3 separate regions of the Homo sapiens genome follow, and regions 1 and 2 are each linked to region 3. A link is a contact called in ENCODE Hi-C or POLR2A ChIA-PET data. All regions are on one chromosome and are shown on one strand. The core of a region is the stretch at or near the end of the contact, and the rest is flanking DNA. Distances in the headings are between cores, read along the strand shown.

Evidence for each region. Hi-C counts contacts between places; a loop is a spot of excess contacts on that map. ChIA-PET counts read pairs that join two places held with the same protein, here RNA polymerase II (POLR2A). Pooled maps may share reads with other maps.
Region 1: a loop to region 3 is called in a map of GM12878, with 2.4 times the contacts of the local background. The contact joins two enhancer-like sites. A Hi-C loop is called at or near these places in 1 of 168 maps with a recorded cell type or tissue (GM12878), 7 of 37 single-sample maps with no recorded cell type and 3 of 50 pooled maps.
Region 2: a map of Calu3 shows a loop between it and region 3 (2.8-fold over the local background). The contact joins two enhancer-like sites. A Hi-C loop is called at or near these places in 1 of 168 maps with a recorded cell type or tissue (Calu3) and 7 of 50 pooled maps. POLR2A ChIA-PET finds 5 or more read pairs at or near these places in 1 of 52 experiments (OCI-LY7).

The regions. Positions count from the first base shown.
Region 1 is chr5:107,811,269-107,814,031 of GRCh38, forward strand. No RefSeq gene overlaps it. Among named protein-coding and RNA genes, the nearest start is that of EFNA5, 140 kb to the left of the region's middle. RefSeq lists enhancers at 1,189-1,298, 1,399-1,498, 2,216-2,415. Within about 2 kb of position 1,438, at least 3 of the 41 ENCODE cell types and tissues checked have a DNase peak (open chromatin) inside an H3K27ac peak, as active enhancers do; they include GM12878, where a contact is called at or near this core.
Region 2 is chr5:107,103,182-107,106,054 of GRCh38, forward strand. No RefSeq gene overlaps it. Among named protein-coding and RNA genes, the nearest start is that of LINC01950, 94 kb to the left of the region's middle. Within about 2 kb of position 1,475, at least 2 of the 41 ENCODE cell types and tissues checked have a DNase peak (open chromatin) inside an H3K27ac peak, as active enhancers do.
Region 3 is chr5:107,386,740-107,389,635 of GRCh38, forward strand. It overlaps EFNA5 (ephrin A5), which reads right to left. Exons shown (of 5, transcript NM_001962.3): 3 at 967-1,032; 4 at 496-576. Among named protein-coding and RNA genes, the nearest start is that of EFNA5, 280 kb to the right of the region's middle. Within about 2 kb of position 1,557, at least 9 of the 41 ENCODE cell types and tissues checked have a DNase peak (open chromatin) inside an H3K27ac peak, as active enhancers do; they include GM12878, where a contact is called at or near this core.

The DNA of each region.
Region 1 (2,763 bases), core at 188-2,687, 420 kb after region 3:
TCGGCATGTTCAAGAATATTTTAAACAACAAGAAATGCTCCATACAGCTTCACTGGAGCCTGTAACTCCCTGTTCTGGAAATTGAAAGCAGCAAAACAGTTTGCTGGGGGATAGTAGGGCTGAAACACAAATAGTTAGAGCTAGGGGTCAATACTTGGAACTCAAGAATGCTGGTAATGAGCCTGATGGCAAGTTGGAAATGGGTTTTCAATACGATCACTTGACAAACATGATTTTTACGACTTTGAGCTTCAACCACAGGCCATGTTATTGGACAGACATGTGAATAGGTAAATGTCTAACTACTATTTCTGTATTTCTATAATATTCTTCCCTTTGGGGCCATCAGGACAATCTACCAGGTCTAGGAATCAGACTACTTTCTGAATCTGAAAGGGGGCTGATGGCAGCTACCAGGATTTGGGAACTAGGAAGAACGAATAATGACAAAACAGTTTAAGAAAAGATGAAAGAACTACTTTGGAGCAGAATTGGCTAGAAGAAATGTTAATGGCCTGCCTTCATGGTGTTGTACAGAAAATGAAATACTGAGAAGCCACAAAGAGAGCCCATCCCTGTGGTATAACTGTGAGGCATAATAGGAGGAATTTAAAAAGAAAAACTTGAGACAGGCATTAGGAAACAGACAGAACTTCCATATTCCCAGAAAGAAGGTGAGCACATTGAAGGCATTTAAAAACTGAGGTTGAATTAAACTCTAGGAAATATTTTCTCTTGTCGGCAACAATTCTCTGCTGGCCCAGTGGGACAGAGTACATCATCTAACGAGACATTTTTATTTCTAATTTCTTTAACTCCATGGAAAATCCTTCCTGAATTCTCCGCAACTCTCTGTGGTGTTTACTAAGTGAAATAACTTAGTGCCCTCCACAGCCTTCACTAACTTAGTATCCATTCGCTCTTCCAAATCAATAATAAACACATTAAATAACATTGGTCCCCATACAGACCCCAAATGCACCACACTATTAACCTCTCTCCACTCCAGGAAACCAGCAGTCACTCTGTCTCCCACGGCTTAGCTGGTTTTGTAGAAATCTCCAGCCTTTGACTGCTCCTGCCCAGCTGAAAGAAGGGTCTAACTCCACTTCTGCTCTTTCCTGGTTAACACTGCAGGGCTCTCTGGTGGAAGCCTGCACCCCTGGGGCAGTGGCTGCAGGTAACACTAGTCTATTTGATGGGAGGCCTAAGAGTTTCAGCAAGGAAGGAAAGCAAGATGGAAAAAAGTTTATTGTTCTTACTGAAAACCCAATTGCACTGCCATTTTTCAATTCCATTGAGAAATGTCAATGTTCTTTCCCACCGTCTGGCGGAGGCAGATTTGACCAGGTGTCTCCACACAGAGTGGGTTCTCACAGTTGGGCTGCGTGTGTGTCATAAAGCTAAATAAGGAGCCAGTTCAGTCCGCCACCCCCCTTCGCTTCTGCCGGCCAGACACACTTCCCCATATGACAGTCTTATAAATAGCTGCTAAGCAGCTGGTCCTCCTCTCACCTCCTGACTCTGTCAGAATCCCCCACTAGAAGCCCCTGACAGTCATGCAGCTGGGAGCTCCCCTTTTCTCTTCTTCTCTCCTCTCCACTCCCTACCTCTGACATATGGCCGCCACCTCAACAATGCCCACTGAAACCAGCCAGGGACTGACTTCCATGGGAGAAGGGATCAAGCAGGCTGAGGGCTGGATCTGACCACTGAAGCAAACTGTCACCCAAGTAAACAGGGGAATGGAAGGTTGGGAGACACCACAGTGAGACACCAGGCAGCCCACAGTACAGCGGCCAGATGGCTGACCCAGCAAAAATCCCAGGAATCTTTCTGGAGTGAGTCAAACATTATAAATATCTGTGGGACTCCGTGATGCTTCTAACTATATATGTACATATTCGAAAATAGTTTTGGACAAATAAATATAGGATGAAATGTATTATTATTAACTTTTACAAAGTTCCAACAATGTGTTCAGAGTTCAAATGAGGGTAGGATTTAGGATAAAGAAAATACAGGAAACAATTAAAGATTTGGAAGCCAATACATGATAAGAAGATAACAAAACAGAAATGGTGCTTTGTTTCTAAATATTGTTGGTTTTCATGAAAGAAGAAGCTCTAGCTGATAGGGTATTATAGCTGCAGGTATGGGCAGAGAGAGTCAAGTCAATTTCACAGGAACTTATTGAGTGCCCACTATGTGCTAGGCACAGGGAATGCAGAGTTATCCCCAGCCTTGATCAGCCCAGACAAGTAGAAGGCCAGTAGATGTTATAGAAGGTGGAAAGGTCAATTTTGCTTTTGGGGTAGAGAGTCGTGGAAGTCTACAGAGAGGACACAGGACAATCTAGGCTGTAGGAATAGCAGGAGTTCAGGCAAGAAGATGCCCACGTTCCCACAGGTCTAAGAAACAGTGGACAGGTCCCCCTGGCATAGCAGGTATAGTGTGGGAGGCGGGGACCTGCTCAAGCATGCTGGAGTGGGCATGCGGCTTGGGGAAGAGGACTTAGACATGAGAAAATGAAACCATTGAACAAAGTGTGCAGTAACCACAAGCTAATGCTGAAATTTCAGATCTCAGTTGTCACCTAAAGAACTCACCCCTTCTTGGTTCTCCTCACATAGGCTATTCTGAAAGTTTATTTTTATTTATTTATTGAGACAGAGTCTCACTCCATCACCAGGCTGGAGTGCAGTGCACTATGTTGGCTCACTGCAACCTCTGCCTCCCAGGTTCAAGCGATTCTTGTGCCTC
Region 2 (2,873 bases), core at 225-2,724, 280 kb before region 3:
ACTCAGATGACCTTTGGTCAATACAAGGGAGGAACTAATGATACAGACAGGAAGCAGGAGAGCAGGGTCCCTGGTGAGGGGTCCACCCTCAAGCCTGGACCCATGACCCTAAATGAGAACAGGCATTCCTGTTTTTGCACCTGAATGTTGCTTTGTGGCCAACCCCTCCCTGCTATCCTGTGCCCATATAAACCCCAAACTCCACTGGCAGAGGAACAGAGTGGCACGGCAGAGGAGAGAAGAGAAGAAGCATCTGAACGTCGAAGAGGCAGCTAGATGGTTGGAGATTATCTTCCCACTCCATCCCCTTTCCAGCTCCCCATCCCACTGAGAACCATCTTTATAACTCAATAAAACAGCACATGGAGAGTAATTACTAAATATTAATAAAATATTAACACAATATTGCTAGTGATCACTAAATATTAATAAAATATTTAATCCGATATGATTCACCAAGTTACACTGTCAATATCTTGCAAGAAAATTTGTATTGTCTTTATGAAAAGAATGAGTCATGTCTAACAATTAAATTCAGTCTAGCACGCTTTACAAAATTTACATTCTGGCTGATAAGATTGCAACAGACACACAAAATGAATCACAGGAGAAAGTGGAAAAATATTTTTGAATACCTGATCCTACAAACAAATACAATTGTTACAATTATAAATAATGAAATAACGTATTATTGTGCTTTTAGGAAATCATATTTTTTGGAAAAAACATAATGAGAAAGTAAAAAGAGTGATAATTATTACTACTATCATTAATACAAATATATTAATATTAAATTATAAATATTATAGTAGTAAAAATCATAATTGATTTTACTGCTACTACGTGCCATGCATTGCACCTTTTCCTGTAATTGTTTTATTGCTCATAACCACCCTGTGTGAAAGATGTTGTCACATTTTTGTAAATGAGGAAACTAAAACTCAGAGAGAATAGGTAATGTCATTTAATCAGGGTGAAGTTTCAAATCTAGATCTGCCTGAATTTAAAGACTGAGCTTTTTCTTTCATGCTATAGATAGGTGCAGATAAGACTGCCTTTGGGCAGTCTATTAAACTACTTAGCTCATAAAAACTAGAAAAGTAGAAAACTGAGTTATTTGTTTATTCTGGCTATAAAGATAACTAATTTAAAGCAGACAGAGGCAGCTTCCATCTCAGATGAGAACCACCTTTATAACTCAATAAAACCTCCGCATTCACCATCCTTCAAGACCTGATTCTTCCTGGACACTGAACAAGGACCTGGGTACCAAGATGGCAGGCTGTAAAAGGCTCTCGCCCTGACTCTACACTGCTCTGGTTAACACTTAGCCGTCAGTGGACAGCAACTGCTAAAAGAGCATTGTAATACATTTGGACAATCCTGTGGGGCCAGCACAGGGCCTGCTCCCACCAGAGAGAAGTGGCCAGCCGTTCCAGCTTTCCTTCGCTCCAGTTTCTGCACTCGCTTAATTTGCATGCTTCCTCCTGTGAGGAGTGGCCAGAGGCAGGCTGAGTGAAATGAGCCTCTCCAGTTCCTGCTCACAAAGGAGTCAGGGAGCTCCCCAATTTCACTAAGACACTTGGTCCAACAGTGGCCCAAGGAACTGAATGTTACCAGTAACCACTGAATGATTTAGGTAGTGGATCATTTACCATTCTAGCCGCCAGATGACACTGCTGACACCTGGCTGACAGCATGACTATAACCTTGTGAGCGACCATGAAATAGAGAGCCAAGCTAAACTGTGCTCAGATTCCTGACCCAGAGAGACCTTGAGATTAAAAAGTGTGGGTCCTTTTAAGAAGCTCAGTTTCAGAGCAACCAGGGACATAGTAATGGGTAACTAACACAATCCATTTAAGTCGCTTCTGTGTCTAGCATCCAAAAGTTCCTGACAATTTGTTTAAAAATATTTTTTTCATAGAATAAAAAAGAAGCAGCAAGATGAACAGCATTAAGAAAAGATGAAGTTTTAGTAACAGTCTCAGTGGCCTTGAAACTGTCTAAACAAGTGACATAGCATGAGTTCTTTTTCAGGGTCCCTTGTTTCTTGTTTTTAATTTTAACCACAAAGGAGGCAATCTTTAACTTTTAAAAAAGTCTTTAAAAGTTTAGGAATAATTTAAATGCACTTAACAGTTAAGTACTTTAAAAACTTTCAGGAAAATATGTAACAACTAGCAAAAATGAAAAATTCTCCCAGAAGACTTAAAAAAAATTATTTTTCCCTTAGGAGTATTGAAAGAGTAAGTAGAAGAAAGACTGAACAAGTTTAAGATAGAAAATAGAAATTCCGTGGTTTCTTTTTCCTTACCAAATCAGAAAATCACTACATAATAGACTGAAAATAACTTGTTTGAAGTTAGGGACATTTTGATGTAGGGAACATTTATCAAAAGACTGAAAAGACTCAGTGCAAATGACAAAATCAAAATAGCACCTCAGCTGAAAAATGTAGATGAAGCAAATGTTTATAAGCAAGCTATAAGTCGTATTTCAAGTCCTTGCCACCAAAGGGGACCTTAGAAATGTTCTAATCCAGTCTAATTCATACTGTAGGTGAGAGAACTGAGGCCCAGAACAGTTACAGTACTTTCTAAAGCTCAAGCAATTAGTCAATACAGAGCAAGGGTTGCTTTTATATCTTTGAACTCCAAGTTCTTTTCTTTTAGAAAATATTACAACTATATATTACAGACATTTATAATTGGGAGTGCCCTAGGAGAATTGAAGATGGAGTCCACAGAGCTCCCAATATTCTCCAACTACACATTTTCAGCCTTGCCATACCAAACTGCCCTAAAAAACAAACCCAAGGAGGAGCCTGCCATGAGAACCAGCCCCATCATCCAAAAGTGGGATTCAGTTTG
Region 3 (2,896 bases), core at 307-2,806:
GTCAGTTCAATGATGCATGTAAATTTCTAGAGAAAACTAAGTATGTTGAATTAGTTTCTATTTTGTGCAATAGTCTTATTACTTTTATCTACAGATTTGGACATAAAAAATAAAATTTTATGAACATATACATAGAAATGTTTTGTGTCTTACATGAAAACAGATCCTTTAATATTCACAGTGATTCACCAGCATGCTCTGAGGATATGGTAAAAGGCAGTGAGATTTTAGCATTCCGATGGGGCTTCTATATTAGGATACTGCATTAGCTCAAACCCATTCCAAAAAAGAAAATTTTATTTTACCTAACATGCATTGCACAAAGATACTGGAGGAATGAGGTAGAATATAAGTCATATTAGCATCGCTAGCAATGAGCAAAAGCAGAACAACAACTATAACATGCAAACATGCAGAGAAGAAGAAAGGAAAAAAATACGGAAGCACCAGAGAAATAGATGCATTTGTTAAAAGAGATTCTCTAAGCATACTAACCTGCTGGTTCTAATGAATTTTCTACTTTGTCGTTAACATCGAAAACACGATCATGAACACCTATAGTTTTCATACAGCTATCTATAACAAAAATAGAGATAACAGCCAAATATGTTAGTGAAGACACCCTTAAACTCCCATTTCTTTCTTTTTTCTTTCTCTCCTTTTTTTCTTTTTTTATGTAGATTGTCTTACAATCAATGGCATGTTCCAAATGCCAATATTGTTCCCATTTGCTCTGCATGTACAACAGTCTAAGAAACAACAAGTTAGCAACTGCTGTGTACTTAAGTAAAAGCATCATGAAGAATGAGAAAAAATATGATGAAAACTAAAATATGAATGTTGATATACAAAACAGATACCACACAAGATTTAACAGTAAAAAAAAGTTTTACCGCCGTGAACCAGACCACACAATAAAGCATGCGCGGTGAAGCCACCCTCTGAAGCTCATTCTAGTGAACTTACTTGTTGGTCTCACAAAGACTTTGAGCTTTAGACAGGACCTTCTTCCATTATCTGGGATTGCAGAGGCTGTGGGTAACACAGAGAGAGAGCAGGAAAGAAAGAAGAGAACAACAACATATTACTCTTCATTTTCACATACAAATGATGAACAATAAATTCTTTCCTGACTTGAACAACAGGAACTTTCTCTAATTCCTCCTCCAAATTAAAACAAACAGTACTTTTCAGGTCTCACTGCTATAGAAAGGCTACTTTCATATCCTGAGTTTCTCTTTTCAATACAATAAAAGAATCATGCAAGAATGTGAGTAATCTGTGAAGAAATACTTTGGATTTTTATTTCAAAGTCTCTTCCATTTAACTTGATCTGTTATCAATTTTCTCTAAATCGAGAGGATAATGTGTGAGCCCTCCAGCTTTCACAGAGCCGCTCCTCCTCTGCTGCAGGAAAAGGGGCCCAACAGAGGCCCAAGGTGAAAGTGCCGGCAAAAACCAATAACAGAGAGTTACAAGGCAGACTTAAACGTGACCTATTTCTGCTGGGGAAAGCAGAGCTTTGTCTGTACTGAAAGCTTGTCTGTCAGTGCTTTTGCAGGTAATTCAATTAGAGGTTTTACTCAGAACTTGGCTCTGCATTCTATATGACTAACCCAAGCCCGGTAACTTCCATCATGCTATTATAAGTACAATATGCTATTGAGAAAGTACTATGTTGCAACGGTACATGTATTTTTTTTTTCAATTTGCCACAGAGAAGGATGGAATTAATAAAGTGGGCTTACCAAAACATGACAGCATGTTTCAAGTTATAAATCACTTGAGGAAGAAACTTTCTTCTCCTTTTCAAGATAATAAGACTGTAAACTTTCCCTATGGTTGAAAGATTATCTCCCCTGTGTACACACAGCAAAATGTCAAAGGAATTTCCAAGGGCAGTAAGGCCCTTAACAACCACATGTATTTACTAATGCATCCTAGAAATGACAAAAATTACAGAAACGAGCGTCGCATACTTTCCTCCCTATGTGTTTGCTTCAAGTGGTTTCTTTGTTCAGAAAAAGCAGATGACATCAATCAAATCACACATGGCTTACAATTAGTTTGGCAATACCCAAAGTGACAAAGAGGGATCGGCATTTGGTGTGTCTTCTCTCTCCTTTATTTTTATTTTTAAATTATTCCTCATGGGGAGCTGAGAACACAAAAATGCTTCTTTTGCAGGTGAGAGGATTCAATATACAAACTTCCAAACAAATTTTACACAGTCTCCTTATGTAATTCTAGATCCAAGTAACCCTCCTGGAGGAGAACTTCTAAATTCACCAACTAAATAATGTCAAGTAGTATAGGGTCCCCAGTGTCCCTATTCAACACCTGTTGAAAACTACTTTAATTTTAAAACAAAAGTGTAGAGAAAAAGTGTTTTTGGTCCTCCCTATCTCCCCTGGTTGCTCTGACAAGCAGTTAAGAAGTGCTAACAGCTGGCTTTGCTGTAGGCTTTCATTAAATCATAGCCAGAAAAACTCCCTCTACTGACATTTACAGTAACTAGTGTGTTATTTAGGGCACAATATTTGCACTCTGCGGTTTGATCCAGGAAATGGTGTCCTTCCTGTGGACCTCAACTGCAAATGTGCATGTCACAAATACAGTACACATAGGTGACTCCAATTCATTAGGAAAACCACGGGTTCCTGAGGGAGTATATGTCTTATTCATGAGAGTTAGTGTGAAAAAAGTGACACATGGATGTTCACACTGCTGTTCAATGAATTTCTGAGCTGAGATGAACTCACTTCAAGCCTTGTGAACTTGATTTGCTACATGCACATAACTGACTTTACAGATGATACTGCTAGATAAACAGGCTGAAGACAGAATCAAATGCTTAATTGGTTTAGCGAGGAGCTTCTTGGATTTAGTACAGGTC